Linked DNA regions of Homo sapiens: regions 2, 3, 4 and 5 are each linked to region 1. Evidence: chromatin contacts called from ENCODE Hi-C or POLR2A ChIA-PET data. All regions are on one chromosome and are shown on one strand. The core of a region is the stretch at or near the end of the contact, and the rest is flanking DNA. Distances in the headings are between cores, read along the strand shown.

The links. Hi-C counts contacts between places; a loop is a spot of excess contacts on that map. ChIA-PET counts read pairs that join two places held with the same protein, here RNA polymerase II (POLR2A). Pooled maps may share reads with other maps.
Region 2: a pooled map shows a loop between it and region 1 (2.4-fold over the local background). The contact joins the enhancer-like site here to the promoter of TRAPPC5 in region 1. A Hi-C loop is called at or near these places in 1 of 168 maps with a recorded cell type or tissue (heart right ventricle) and 1 of 50 pooled maps. POLR2A ChIA-PET finds 5 or more read pairs at or near these places in 1 of 52 experiments (GM12878).
Region 3: a map of heart left ventricle shows a loop between it and region 1 (4-fold over the local background). The contact joins the promoter of MAP2K7 here to the promoter of TRAPPC5 in region 1. A Hi-C loop is called at or near these places in 6 of 168 maps with a recorded cell type or tissue (GM12878, dorsolateral prefrontal cortex, head of caudate nucleus and 3 more), 9 of 37 single-sample maps with no recorded cell type and 19 of 50 pooled maps. POLR2A ChIA-PET finds 5 or more read pairs at or near these places in 3 of 52 experiments (AG04450, CD4-positive, alpha-beta memory T cell and PC-3).
Region 4: a loop to region 1 is called in a pooled map, with 5 times the contacts of the local background. The contact joins the promoter of PEX11G here to the promoter of TRAPPC5 in region 1. A Hi-C loop is called at or near these places in 8 of 50 pooled maps. POLR2A ChIA-PET finds 5 or more read pairs at or near these places in 5 of 52 experiments (CD4-positive, alpha-beta T cell, H1, HEK293 and 2 more).
Region 5: a loop to region 1 is called in a pooled map, with 2.4 times the contacts of the local background. The contact joins the enhancer-like site here to the promoter of TRAPPC5 in region 1. A Hi-C loop is called at or near these places in 2 of 50 pooled maps. POLR2A ChIA-PET finds 5 or more read pairs at or near these places in 3 of 52 experiments (CD4-positive, alpha-beta T cell, H1 and activated naive CD4-positive, alpha-beta T cell).

What each region holds. Positions count from the first base shown.
Region 1 is chr19:7,679,583-7,682,152 of GRCh38, forward strand. It overlaps TRAPPC5 (trafficking protein particle complex subunit 5), which reads left to right and starts at 1,251. Exons shown (of 2, transcript NM_001042462.2): 1 at 1,251-1,296. It overlaps MCEMP1 (mast cell expressed membrane protein 1), which reads left to right. Exons shown (of 7, transcript NM_174918.3): 7 at 1-247. RefSeq lists silencers at 956-1,515, 2,481-2,570.
Region 2 is chr19:7,423,873-7,426,442 of GRCh38, forward strand. All of the region lies in intron 10 of ARHGEF18 (Rho/Rac guanine nucleotide exchange factor 18), which reads left to right. Among named protein-coding and RNA genes, the nearest start is that of ARHGEF18-AS1, 30 kb to the left of the region's middle. Within about 2 kb of position 1,284, at least 5 of the 41 ENCODE cell types and tissues checked have a DNase peak (open chromatin) inside an H3K27ac peak, as active enhancers do.
Region 3 is chr19:7,902,575-7,905,144 of GRCh38, forward strand. MAP2K7 (mitogen-activated protein kinase kinase 7) reads left to right here and starts at 1,303. Exons shown (of 11, transcript NM_145185.4): 1 at 1,303-1,494. The coding sequence starts at 1,371. It overlaps LOC124904630 (a long non-coding RNA gene), which reads right to left and starts at 940. Exons shown (of 2, transcript XR_007067121.1): 1 at 847-940; 2 at 1-175. RefSeq lists enhancers at 580-1,157, 1,806-2,345 and a silencer at 1,515-1,864.
Region 4 is chr19:7,487,753-7,490,322 of GRCh38, forward strand. PEX11G (peroxisomal biogenesis factor 11 gamma) reads right to left here and starts at 1,283. Exons shown (of 5, transcript NM_080662.4): 1 at 1,199-1,283. The coding sequence starts at 1,258. RefSeq lists silencers at 1,030-1,089, 1,140-1,469.
Region 5 is chr19:7,505,367-7,507,936 of GRCh38, forward strand. It overlaps SAXO5 (stabilizer of axonemal microtubules 5), which reads left to right. Exons shown (of 9, transcript NM_198534.3): 5 at 1-70; 6 at 151-260; 7 at 598-799; 8 at 1,690-1,775. Among named protein-coding and RNA genes, the nearest start is that of SAXO5, 9.1 kb to the left of the region's middle. RefSeq lists a silencer at 1,185-1,264. Within about 2 kb of position 1,270, at least 5 of the 41 ENCODE cell types and tissues checked have a DNase peak (open chromatin) inside an H3K27ac peak, as active enhancers do.

The DNA of each region.
Region 1 (2,570 bases), core at 1-2,500:
TAAACATACTAGAGTATACTGCGGCGTGTTTTCTGTCTACCCATGTCATGGTGGGGGAGATTTATCTCCGTACATGTGGGTGTCGCCATGTGTGCCCTGTCACTATCTGTGGCTGGGTGAACGGCTGTGTCATTATGAGTGTGCCGAGTTATGCCACCCTGTGTGCTCAGGGCACATGCACACAGACATTTATCTCTGCACTCACATTTTGTGACTTATGAAGATAAATAAAGTCAAGGGAAAACAGCGTCGCTATGGGACCTGTTACTGGGGCAAGGGGAGGGGTTTTGGGACCTGGGGAGAGGGAGAGTCTGCACGTGACAATGACCCCGGGGCACCAGGGTGGGCGAGACTGAGTGCCCTGCGTGAGTACCTGTGCATCTGTGAATGAGTAACTCATTCCCTGTGTCTTCCCTGTGTCCCAGAGTGGGTGCCCCTGAGCATACAACATCTCCCTGAGTGTACCTGGGACCACGGATATATACAAGCCCTAAGCGTGTACCCACGTGTGTAATTGTGCCCGTGAGTGTATCTATGCCATTGAGCATGTATCCATGAGTGTACATGACCCTAAGGTACTATGTCCACCGCTCATGCATGCACTTGATTTGTTGTTGTTGTTGTTTGTTTTTGTTTTTTTGAGACAGGGTCTCGCTCTATCACCCAGGCTGGAGGGCAGTGGTACGATCATGACTCATTGCAGCCTCGACCTCCTGGGCTCAGGCGATCCTCTTGCCTCCGCCTCCCGAGTAGATGGGATTACAGGTTCACACCACCACACCTGGCTAATTTTTTTTAAAGAAGTGGGAGTCTAGCTATGTTGTCCAGGCTGGTCTCAAACTCCTGGCCTCAAGTGATTCTCCCACCTCCGCCTCCGAAAATGCTGGGGTTACAGGCGGGAGCCACCGCGGGCCACATGGATGCACTTGAGACAATTGAACCCATCCCCAAGGACATAGGAGTGCCTGGAAAAGCCAACAGGTGTGTCCATGTGCAAGGGTATACATTGGCCCATTGTCATACGTGCGCCCTGAGCAGGTGACTAGGCCTGCAAGCGTCCCCTCCAGCGTGGGCCACCCAGAGCCAGCGAGACCCTGGCCACGCGCGGAGCAGCCATCACGGCCGTGGGCCACGTCCCTGGGTCCGGCTCCGCGGACTCGCGCGCCCCCCTGCGGCCGCTCTCAGGCACCGCTGCGCGCGCCCCGCCCACACGCCTGGCCCGTCGAGCGCCTGCGCACGCAGCGCCTTTTACGGCGCCGTAAAGCAGCTCGGCCGAGCAGACTGCTGCGGTTCCTGGTGAGACCCTACCCACCCCCCTGCCCGCGCCGGGCCTCGTCCGCTCCCCGGCCCCTTCCCCGCGGGCGTGTGGGTCCCGGGCTGGGGTCTCGGCGTCCGCGATCCCGAGCCCGCTCGCTTCGGCCCCCCTCAGGAGGCTGCGAGGAGGGTGGGTTTCTCCCCAGTGTAGAGGTACGGGGCGAGGGTCGCGGGGCCCTGACCCTACGGCAGTTCAGCTCACTTCAGCCCCCATCGCAGCCCGGTGGTGGGGTCTTAACGATCCCTCTCCCATCTCGCGCGCCCAGGGCCCTCGCCACGGACGGATCTGCATGCTGGGGCGGGGGCGGCCCGGAGCCCCTGGGACACCCCTCCCCGCTGGTTCTCCCACCTCCCACGCAGACCTCGTTGGGGTCGGCTTAGCATCCACACACCTCCCCATGCATGGTGGGGGCGGGTTCTCAGCTGCCCCTCCGATCCCGTCTCGGCGCCCGCTCCCCACCCCATTTCTCTTCAGGAGCCCCCTACCCCATCTCCCTCTCCCCGCACCGACAGCTGATGGGAGGACCACAGTTGCTCAGCATCCAGCTTCCTTTCTGGAGAGCACGGGGGTGGGAGGCTCCCAACACCTCTGGGCCCCTCCTCCCAGCCTTCAGAACCCAGGCCCATCCGCGTCTCAAAGGACGAAGGGTTCCTGCGTGACACATCGGAGCTGCCTGCCTGAGGGCTTGGGGTTGGGGGTTACCCGCCCCTCCTGCCTGGCCCCACGGATCCCCCCTGTTAAAGCCCCCAACCCTCCTGGCTTTTGGTCTTGACACGCTCCTACCCCACTCCCACCCTCCACCCCCTTTACTCTGGCTTTCCGCAGGGGGCCGGCAGGAAAGTTCCCGAGGGTCGTCTGTGCTGGAGCGCAGGGCGGGGCAGGAGCGACTGCCCATATCCCCTCGTGGTGCCTCATCTTTGTCACCTCCCTGCCCTAGATCTGACGCCCCTCCCCCCATACACTAGTTTTCTAGTTACTCCTGTAGGTGGCGGAGCGGGCAGGAAGGCGCTTTCGCAATTGAACCGTCTGCATGCCCGAGGGTTGGGTGGTTTCGGCCTCCTCTTCTGTTCCCCCTCGTGTCTCTCCTCCCACCTTGTCCCCACTCCCGCTAGCCCGCTGCCTGCCGAGGGTATAAGACTCCCCCCTCCCTTGATTTATCTGGTTACGTGTAATCGAGGCGTGTTTTACGCGCATCTCTTTGCAAGTGGGAAGTCGGCACTGGAGCACACAACAGTGGCATGGGTCGAGGGTGTCC
Region 2 (2,570 bases), core at 34-2,533, 260 kb before region 1:
GATAGAAGCGAGCTGTGTGTTCTAGTGGCTCTAGTAGAAGTGAACCCAGAAGTGGATCTCATAGAAGCAAGCCATGTGAAAACTGACACACTATTGATTTGGGGTGGCATCAAAAATGGTGGCCCTCCACTTTGAGGTTTTTATGTTATTTACTTATTTATTTATTTCTGAGATGGAGTTTTGCTATTTTTGCCCAGGCTGGACAGTGCAATGGCGTGATCTCGGCTGACCGCAACCTCCACCTCCCGGGTTCAAGCGATTCTCCTGCCTCAGCCTCCCGAGTAGCTGGGATTACAGGCGCCCACCACCACGCCCGGCTAATTTTGTATATTTAGTAGAGAAAGGGTTTCTCCATGTTGGTCAGGCTGGTCTCGAACTCCCGACCTCAGGTGATCCGCCTGTCTCAGCCTCCCAGAGTGCTGGGATTACAAGCATGAGCCACCACCCCAGGCCGGAGTTTCTTTCTTGAGCTAGATTTTCTTGCAAGGTTACACTTATTAGCAAAGTCCTTGGGAAAAGCAATTTGGTAATGCAAGTCTAAACATCAGAAAGGATTTGTAACCTTTGCGTCCAAAATCTCGTCTCACGGAGGCTCTTGTATGAAATTGGAATGCCTCGAATGTCTAACAGCAGGGAAACGATTAAAGCGATACTTACAAAGTCTATAGCAACGTGAAATACTTGTGTGTTCCCTGCAACTATAACTGAACATGTACACCCGTGTCAATAAAGATGGGGGCACAGAGACATTTGTAAGTGATGGTAAGAGTGCTGGTCGATTTTAATTTAATTTTAAATTTTAGTTCACTCTTGTACTATTCATTAAGAAGGCTCAAATTTAGACTGGGCGCGGTGGCTCACGCCTGTAATCCCAGCACTTTGGGAGGCCGAGGCGGGCGGATCACGAGTTCAGGAGATCGGGACCATCCTGGCCAACATGGTGAAACCTCATCTCTACTAAAAATACAAAAATTTGCCAGGCATGGTGGCAGGTGCCTGTAATCCCAGCTACTTGGGTGGCTGAGGCAGGAGAATCGCTGGAACCCGGGAGGCAGAGGTTGCAGTGAGCCGAGATCACGCCACTGCACTCCAGCCTGGTGACAGAGTGAGACTACGTCTCGGGGAAAAAAAAAAAAAAGGCTCAAATTCAGGTAACAGTGCTATAGGTGATATTTCTTCATGAGCCCTTATCAGTATTTCCCGAGAGCCATTTCTTATCAGCCAGGAATCTTTGCAGATGAAGAGTTTGTACCACATTTGTACTTTTTTAAGACCATGACATGCAGCCAACTGGTTTTATGCCCAAGAATGTTCCACTTTGTTCCGCCCTTTTTTTTTCTAATGCCCCTAAGGTGACTCACCTATAGCAGTTTACCTTAGTTCTTATCTTCATTAAACAAGAGTAGGGCTCTGGCTTGGTCTTACACATTTAGAGAAATGCGTTCTACATCAATGGAAAAAAGGTGGGGGTCTCCCCCTACTTCCCCACAAAAAAAACAAACTTTTGAAGTTAAAGCTTATTAAGAATGGGCCGGGCACAGTGGTTCACGCCTGTAATCCCAGCAATTGGAGAGGGTGAGGCGGGCGGATCACGAGGTCAGGAGTTCAAGACCAGCCTGGCCAACATGGTGACACCCCGTCTCTACTAAAAATACAAAAATTAGCCAGGCATGGTGGCGGGTGCCTGTAATCCCAGCTACTCAGGAGACTGAGGCAGGAGAATTGCTTGAACCTGGGAGGTGGACGTTGCAGTGAGCTGAGATAGCGCCACTGCACTCCAGCCCGGGTGACAGAGTGAGACTCCGTCTCAAAAAAAAAAAAAAAAGCTTATTAAGAATTATGAGAGGCCGGGCACAGTGGCTCATGCCTGTAATCTCAGCACTTTGGGAGACCAAGGCAGGAGAATCGCTTGAGGTTAGGAGTTCAAGACCAGCCTGGGCAACATAGCAACACCCTGTCTCTACAAAAAACATAAAAATTAGCCAGACATATTGGTGTGTGCCCGTAGTCCCAGCTACTCAGGAGGCTGAGGCAGGAGGATTGTTTGAACTCAGGAGTTCGAGGCTACAGTGACCTATGAATGCACCACTGCACTCCAGCCTGGGCAACAGAGTGAGACCCTGTCTCAAAAATAAAATAAAATAAGAAAATAGGAAATTAGCCAGGCTTGGTGGCACATGCCTATAGTCCCAGCTACTTGGGAGGCTGAGGCAGGAGGATGGCTAGAGCCTAGCAGTTGGAGACTGTGGTGAGCCATGACTGCACCACTGCACTCTAACCTGGTCAACAGAGCAAGACCCTGTCTCAAAAAAGAAAAAAAGCAGCAAAGAATAACCTGGGCGCGGTGGCTCATGCCTGTAATCCCAACACTTTGGGAGGCTGAGGCGGGTGGATCACCTGAGGTTAGGAGTTGGAGACCAGCCTGGCCAACATGATGAAACCTGTCTCTACTAAAAATAGAAAAATTAGCCGGGCGTGGTGGAACGTGCCTGTCGTCCCGGCTACTCAGGAGGCTGAGGCAGGATAATTGCTTGAACCTGGGAGGCAGAGGTTGCAGTGAGCTGAGATTG
Region 3 (2,570 bases), core at 53-2,552, 220 kb after region 1:
CCAGGCTGGTCCTCTCCTGACTTCGTGATCCATCCGCCTCGGCCTCCCAAAGTGCTGGGATTACAGGCGTGAACCACCATGCCCGTAACCTTTTATTTCATGTGACCAAGTAACACCCGTGTGCCAGAATCAAGGATGAGTCTCATGTTCTCAGAGCAGAGGCACAGAAGGCTGCCTGGAAGACGGAAAGGTAAAGACCTCAGCTATAACTCTACACTTGTGTGTGCTCCACCCACAAATCGTCACCAGAGGAGTTCCGACAAGCCGGTAACTCTCATCCCAAAGTGTTCCCTCGTTGGACCAGAAGCTGGAAGGGCACTTGGCAGAGTCTGCCTGGCCCTGGCCACCTCCCGGGTGTCCGCAAAATCAGAACTTCCTTCTCGCATCTAAGAGCAGAGGGAAGCCGCTCTTGGGGGGATCCCTGGGTTCCAGATGGGACATTTCCCCAGCACCCGTCGGACCACTTAAAGGAGTGGTTTAGGCTGCCGGGGGCCCAAGCACTGGCACCTAACCCCAGCGCCCCTCCTCAGATAGGAATTCTCCACGTCCAGGCGCTGGGCTCACGTTCCGGGTGCGAGAGAGATAAGGGGGGTGTCTTGAGGTTCTATGTGGGTCTGGCCAACAACTCTGGCCTTGACCTTGGCCCCGTCGCCGAGGGCAGGGGTCACACCGCTGGGTTCCCATGGCCGTCCCCTCCCCCCTGGCTTCGGCCAACTCTGAGCCTGCTGGGGCTGGCAAGAAGGGAAAGGGCTCTCGACGGAGCCTAATTACGGTGAGGAGGCGGCACCCCGCTGCCAGCAGGAGGCTAGGAGGTAATTAAGCACAAGAGGAATCCTAATAAAGCACCATCAGTGAGGAAGGCATTCCGAAGGGACGCCCAAGCCGACCGTGAAAAGCGAGGAGGCTGAGGCTGCACCGCCGTGGAGACCAGGGATCGACTGCCGCTTTGGGAACGAGGTTCCAGGAATGCGCATGCGCAAAAGCCACGCGGGCGAACACGGCTTCGCCTCGCTAAGCATGCGCGCCGTTTTCCCCGCCCACCGTCCTCAGAAGAATGGTGTTTCCTCGCAGCGCCTCTCTCAGGAGCGATCGGGAATTGGCGCATGCGCACTACGGTGGTGGTGGCGACGAAGGCGGGGGTTGCACGTTGCCTGCCTCGAGCTCTAGGTGGCGTCATCCTTCGGGCTGAGCCGAAGCACGCACGCGCGGAGGTTCGCACGCGGAGAAGGGCGGGTGCGCGCCGCGGGCATGCGCGGTGCGGGGCGAGACGGCGGCTCGACGGGGTCATCCGGGCGCAGGCGCAGTGCGGTGTTTGTCTGCCGGACTGACGGGCGGCCGGGCGGTGCGCGGCGGCGGTGGCGGCGGGGAAGATGGCGGCGTCCTCCCTGGAACAGAAGCTGTCCCGCCTGGAAGCAAAGCTGAAGCAGGAGAACCGGGAGGCCCGGCGGAGGATCGACCTCAACCTGGATATCAGCCCCCAGCGGCCCAGGCCCAGTAAGCACGGCGGCGTGGGGGAGGGGGCGGGCGGGCGGGGCGGGGCGCGCGCCGCGGGAGGCCCCGCCCCCACCACAAGGCCCCGCCCCCGCTTCCGGGGCGCTCGCTCTCCTCTCCGCCCCCCCCGCTGCGGGCTCGCGGGGCGAGGGTCACGGTGACCCGGGGGGCGTGGAGCCGGCGAGCTCCGGGGGGTTCGCACCCTCAGGGCTTGGGAGCCCAGTTCCCGGACCCAGGCGAGGCCCCCAGCTGATGACCCGCCCCCATCGCCGTGATCCTCTGGGTCGGGCTTCCCCGACTCCACGCGACAGTGACCACATCCAGGTCGCCCCGAAAACACAGACACGTCCCTGTTGACCTGATGCTACCACTCTCGTCATCTCAGGGACTGTCTGGCGCCCCCCTCCCCCGGCCTGGGGGCTTGTCAGCCCCGTGCAGCGACGATCTACGCACACGCGCACGCCTGGCTCGGGGACACCTGAGGTTACTTGACCACATAGAGCCCCTCCCCATCTCTTCTGACCCGAGGATTCTCCCTCTCGCTCTCCCTGTGACCGTGTCTGAGGTGGGGGGACGGGAGGGGGTCCCTTCTCCCCCTCTTGGCGACAGTGACCATGGCATTGGGCTCAGCAGACCCCCTCCCACATACACCAGGCCCCGCAAATCCCTGTGACCAGTTTCACTGCCACCATCTTGGTGAGCGTGTGGTGTCTGACCTCCAGAAATGCACATCGACCCCCAGCCAGCCCGGTGACTTTGTCACCTGTGTTCAAGTGATGGCTCCCCTTCCCTTCACACCCACACCCACCTGACCTGGGGACACCTGGGGCCAGTGTGACTCTAGGCCTGCTCCCGCCGCGCCCCAGCATACATCCACCTGCTTTCTGATCAGTCCCACCACCTCGGTACCTACCTCCCTGACACCTTGTCATCCTAGATCAGTACCTCTCGCTTCACACACACCTGGCCTGGGAACACTGACCATATCTAGTCTCCCGGCTTTTTCCCCAAGATCCTGGTCTCTAAATCCTCTGGGCTGGAGGAAATTAGATTTTCAAACCCTGTGAACACCACCCCTG
Region 4 (2,570 bases), core at 33-2,532, 190 kb before region 1:
GAAATTGCTTGTTCCTGTTGTTTTATTTATTTTTACTTGTAATTCCTTTCCAGCCCCATTATAATGGCAAAACACTGCAATCTGAATGTTCAACTCGGGGGAGATTTGTTAACCCACCCCCCCAATCATAAGATATTTGAATGGAATCTAAATGCCTAGCCACCAGTACACCGCCTGGTACAACCTGAATGTCTACCTATAAGAGACTGGTGGGGACAAGCTAAGAGTCCAGACTCAGGGGCATGGATGGCATAACCTAAATGTTCAACCATATGGGACTTGATTGGAACTAAAAACTGTCCAGCCATAGGGAGAGTCTTGCAATATCCTAAATCCCCACATGAGATTGTTTGGGACAACCCAGGGACCAACTACAGTGGCCCGGTCAGATCCTAAATGTCCAAACATGGGAATCTGTTTGGTATGTAAACGTCCAGCCAGGCTGGGTTGGCAGAGACGATCTAAATGACCAACTGGGGTTTTGTTGGAACCCATCGCTGCTTAGGCATGGCAGGGCCCAGGCCATGGCGTGTTCTTTGGTCTAGGTTGGCTGAAACAACCTAAATGCCCAACTATAGGGAATCTGGTTGGAAGTGAATGTCCAGCCACAGGGGAGCCCTGCAACATCCCAAATCCCAACACGAGATTGTTCAGGACAACTTCAGTGGCCTGGTCGGATCCAAAACGTCCAAACACGGGAATCTGGCCAGTGTGTCAATGTCCAGACAGGTTGGGTTGGCAGAAACTATCTAAATGTCCAACGCTGGCCAGACGCGGTGGCTCACGCCTGTAATCCCAGCACTTTGGGAGGCCGAGGCAGGTGGATCGCTTGAGGCCAGGAGATCGAGACCATCCTGGCTAACACGATGAAACTCCGTCTCTACTAAAAATACAAAAAAATAGCAGGGAGTGGTGGCGGGCGCCTGTAGTCCCAGCTACTCGGGAGTGCTGAGGCAGGAGAATCGCTTGAACCCGGGAAGCGGAGGCTGCAGTGAGCAGAGATCGCACCACTGCACTCCAGCCAAAATAAATAAATACATAAATGTCCAATGCTAGGGCACCGCATTTGAGCCTAGCTCGGACGGGGCCTCTGCGACGGAGTATCCTGGGCGACCCCGTCCCCTCTCTGGCCCGTTTCCCAGTCTCTGAGCTTGGGCCAAACTCTAGGACCTCCGGCCCCGGTCCGCCCCTGCCTCACCAGGCGGTCCCGGCCCCTGTACGACTCCAGCGCCGACGCCAGGCCGCTCAGCGACGCCATGGCAACTCCGTGACGTCACCGCGACGTCGGCGCGCCGCGCCAGGGGGCGGGGCCAGGCCGGGGTACCGGGAGCGCCCCAAAGGCTTGCGCGCAGGCGCGGCCGCAGGCCTTTGTCCCCCTGACCGGCTTTTTGTCCGCTGTAGGGGAGGGACAGAGTTTGCAGAGGTGGGGCCGACACGTGTGTGCTCTCCAGGCCTGCAGACCCTGGATCATCCTCGGAGTTTGCTGCATTCTGCCCCACGGCGGTTTGGCCAACTACCCACGCACAAAAAAATATATTTCTAAGTTTAACCAACTACCCACACGCTCCAAAAATATTCCAAGCAAAACCACCAACCTGTTCGCAGTGGTTCAAGGAGAGATTTTCCTTTTTAGTTTTTGTGCTTCACCTTTTCTGCACTGTCTGCCTGCCCGTAGTGAGCAGGAATGACTGCTGTAATATCACAACAAGGCATCTTTCGACGTTAAGGAAAGACGTTATCTTTGGACGTTAAGAATTGTTCTAGAATACATAAATAAAAAATAAAAATGCACAATTCAGTGACATTAGTACATGCACATGTTGGACAACCATCACCCCTTGCTAGTTTCGGGGTATTTTTATCACCCCCAAGAGAGACCCCCGTAGGAGACCAGCATATGCCCCTCTGAAATATGCGACCTTGGTGTAGGATTATTTTGAGCTGAGATCAATGAAGCTGATACCGGAAAAGCTCTCTGTTCTTCCCTGATTTGCCTCAAAGCAGGACCTAAAGGTACAAAGGTGCCCTCCTCCCCTCTCTACCAGGAAGGACAAAGGTTGATCACCAGGGACACCTTTAGACTCTTGTCTGGAGACGTCTTTTTTTTTTTTTTCTTTTTTTTTGAGACGGAGTCTTGCTCTGTCCCCAAAGCTAGAGTGCAGTAGCGCCATCTCTGCTCACTGCGTCCTCCGCTTCCCTGGTTCAAGCGATTCTCGTGCCTCAGCTTCCCAAGTAGCTGGGATCACAGCTGTGCACCACTGTGCCCGGCTAATTTTTGTATTTTTGGTAGAGTCGGGGTTTCACCACGTTGGCCAGGCTGTTCTCAAATTCCTGGCCTCAAGTGATCCGCCCGCCTCGGCCTCCCAAAGTGCTGGGATTACAAGCGTGAGCCACCGCACCCGGCCTCAATGTCCTTTTCCTTCGTCTTGTCACTTCTCCAAAAATTTGCTGCTATATGTTGAAGGTGCTATATAAGCAGGAGTTATATAAGCTATATAAGCCACCTCATTTCTCTTGGCATCTCCCATGTACACATAAGGTACACATGTTAATAAATTTGTTTTTCCCTT
Region 5 (2,570 bases), core at 20-2,519, 170 kb before region 1:
ATCCGTCCTGGTGACGGCCTCTTCCGCGACAGGACCACCAAGGCCGAGCACTTCTATGCCAGGGAGCCAGGTGAGAGCCTGAGGCCCGCCCCGTCCCGCCTCCCACCGCAGCCTCCCAGGGCAGCTCTGCACCTGTTCCGCTTCTGGCAGAGCCTTTTGTTCTTCACCACGATCAGACTCCGGAGTCGCACATCCTGAAAGGAAATTGGTGCCCCGGCCCCGGCAGTCTGGACACCTTCATGCAGTACTTCTACGGCCAGGTGAGCAGGAAGAGCGAAAAGGCGGCAGGGAAAAGGGCTTCCCAGACAGAGCAAATAGCAGGTGCAGAAGTCCCAAAGTGGGAGTGAGCTTGATATGTATGCAGGAATCTCCTGGATGTACTTGAGTGATCTAGGGCGAGTCACTTAACCACTCCGATCCTCCTCCGTGGCTCCTTCTGTAAAATGAGATAAGAGTACCAACTCCCAGTGCTACCAGGTGGGGCCCAGAAGGGGTGAGGGAGCTGTCCAAGGTCACACAGAGCCCACCTCCTCCCTCCCCCCCGGGCCCGGGGACCTCTCGGACGCCGGAGCTTTCAAATGCCATGTGGTCCTACAGCCGCCACCCCCGACCCAGCCACCCAGCCGCCACGTGCCTCATGAGAAATTGCAGAGTCATGTGACCCTAGGGGAGCCAAAGCTACTCAAACGCTTCTTCAAGACCACCATGGGCTCGGACTACTGCCCTTCAGAGTGGAGACAGGTGCAGAAAGCGCCCAACCTCCACTTGCAGCAAAGCTACCTGCCGCGGGGCACGGGCGGTGAGCGCTCCCGGGAAGCCCCGCCCCATGGAGCCCCGCCCCGGGAAGCCCCACCCCCGAAAGCCCCGCCCCCATGGAGCCCCTCCCCATGGAGCCCCGCCCCCACGGAGCCCCGTCCCGGGAAGCCCAGCCCTGGAAGCCTCGCCCTTGCCACTGCTCTGGCCCCGCCCCTAACCAGCCCTCCCCTCCCCCGGCTTCATCCCCTGAAAGGCTAAATCCCACCCCCAATTGACCAGAACCCCAACTCTGCTCCTGGATAATCCCGCCCCTTCATGGCCATGCCTCTCCCCTTCATAACTCCATCCTTCTGGACACGGCCCTGCCCCTTCTCCATCCTCTCTTATCCAGTCTTAACTCCTCTTCCATTGTCAGACTCTGGCTCCGCCCCTGACCCGCTAGCCTGCCCTGCCTGGCCCTGCCCACAGACTCATCTGGCCCGGCCCCGCCCCTGACCTTCTTAGCCCTATGCCCTAGCTCTGGGTTCCTCCCCTAGCTCCTCCGTCCTCCTCCAGCTCCTCCCTCTTCCCAAGCTCCTCCCCCTTTCTCTGGCTCCTTCCTTTGTCCCAGCTCCTCCCTCTTTCCCAGTTCCTCCCTCTTCCCCAGCTCCTCTCTCCTCCCCTGGCTCCTTCCTCCTCCCCCACCTCCTCCCTCTTCCCCAGCGCCTACCTCTTTCCCAGCTCCTCCCTCTTTCCCAGCTCCTCCCCCTTCCTCTGGCTTCTCCCTCCTTCTTTGGCTCCTCCCTCCCCCCTCTCCTAATCCATTTTTCTCCCCTGGTCAACTTCAGCGCTGGCCTGGGCTTGGCTCTTGAACCCTTCCCTTGAACTTCACCACACCCTCAGCCCCGCCTCGGCCCACAGCCCTCACTCAGCCTCCCCAACCTGAATCTCCAGAATTCGATTTTTTAACCATGAACCAGAAGATGCTGAAGCCACACAGAACACCTCCGGCCCCGGTGACTGAAGAGATGCTACAGCGGGTAAGGGAGGCGGAGGGGAGCCACCCATCATTAGGCAACCCCCACATTGGTGTAGAGTTATCTCAGGACGACTATGCTGTCACCCTGTCTCAGAGTTAGTGATCACCCAGGCTCGGGGGCATCTTAATATCCCTTCAGCCTGAAGATCATCCCTAGCTTGGCCGGGTGCAGTGGTTCACGCTTGTAATCCCAGCGCTTTGGGAGGCCGAAGCAGGCGGATCACCTGAAGTCAGGAGTTCGAGACCAGCCTGGCCAACATGGTGAAACCCCGTCTCTACTAAAAATACAAAAATTAGTCAGGCATGGTGGCGCATGCCTGTAATCCCAGCTACTAGGGAGGCTGAGACAGAATTGCTTGAACCAGGGAGGCAGAGGTTTCAGTGAGCCAAGATCGCACCATTGCACTCTGGGCTGGGCAACAGAGCAAGACTCTGCCTCAAAAAAAGGAAAAAAAAAAATAGAGGTCATCTCTAGCTCACCCCCCAGGGTCATGTCAAGGTCAGCTCAGGGGCATCTTTGCACCACCACCACTGTTATACCCAAGACGAGGGTTAATTCAGAGCCACCCAGGATCACCCCAGCCCTGGAGTCCTTCCAGGGACACCCCTGGTTTCTCTCCATCTTCTTATCCAGCTCCTCATTCAGCCCAGCCTGGGGCCCTTTTTGCCCACCTCTCCCCAGAGTTCAACCTCCCCAGCCTTTGATGCTCTGGCTCTGTCCCTAGGCGGCCCCACCTTACCCCAGGCTTCACCTTCTGAAGGGCTAAATCCCACCCCAAATTGACCAGAACCCCAA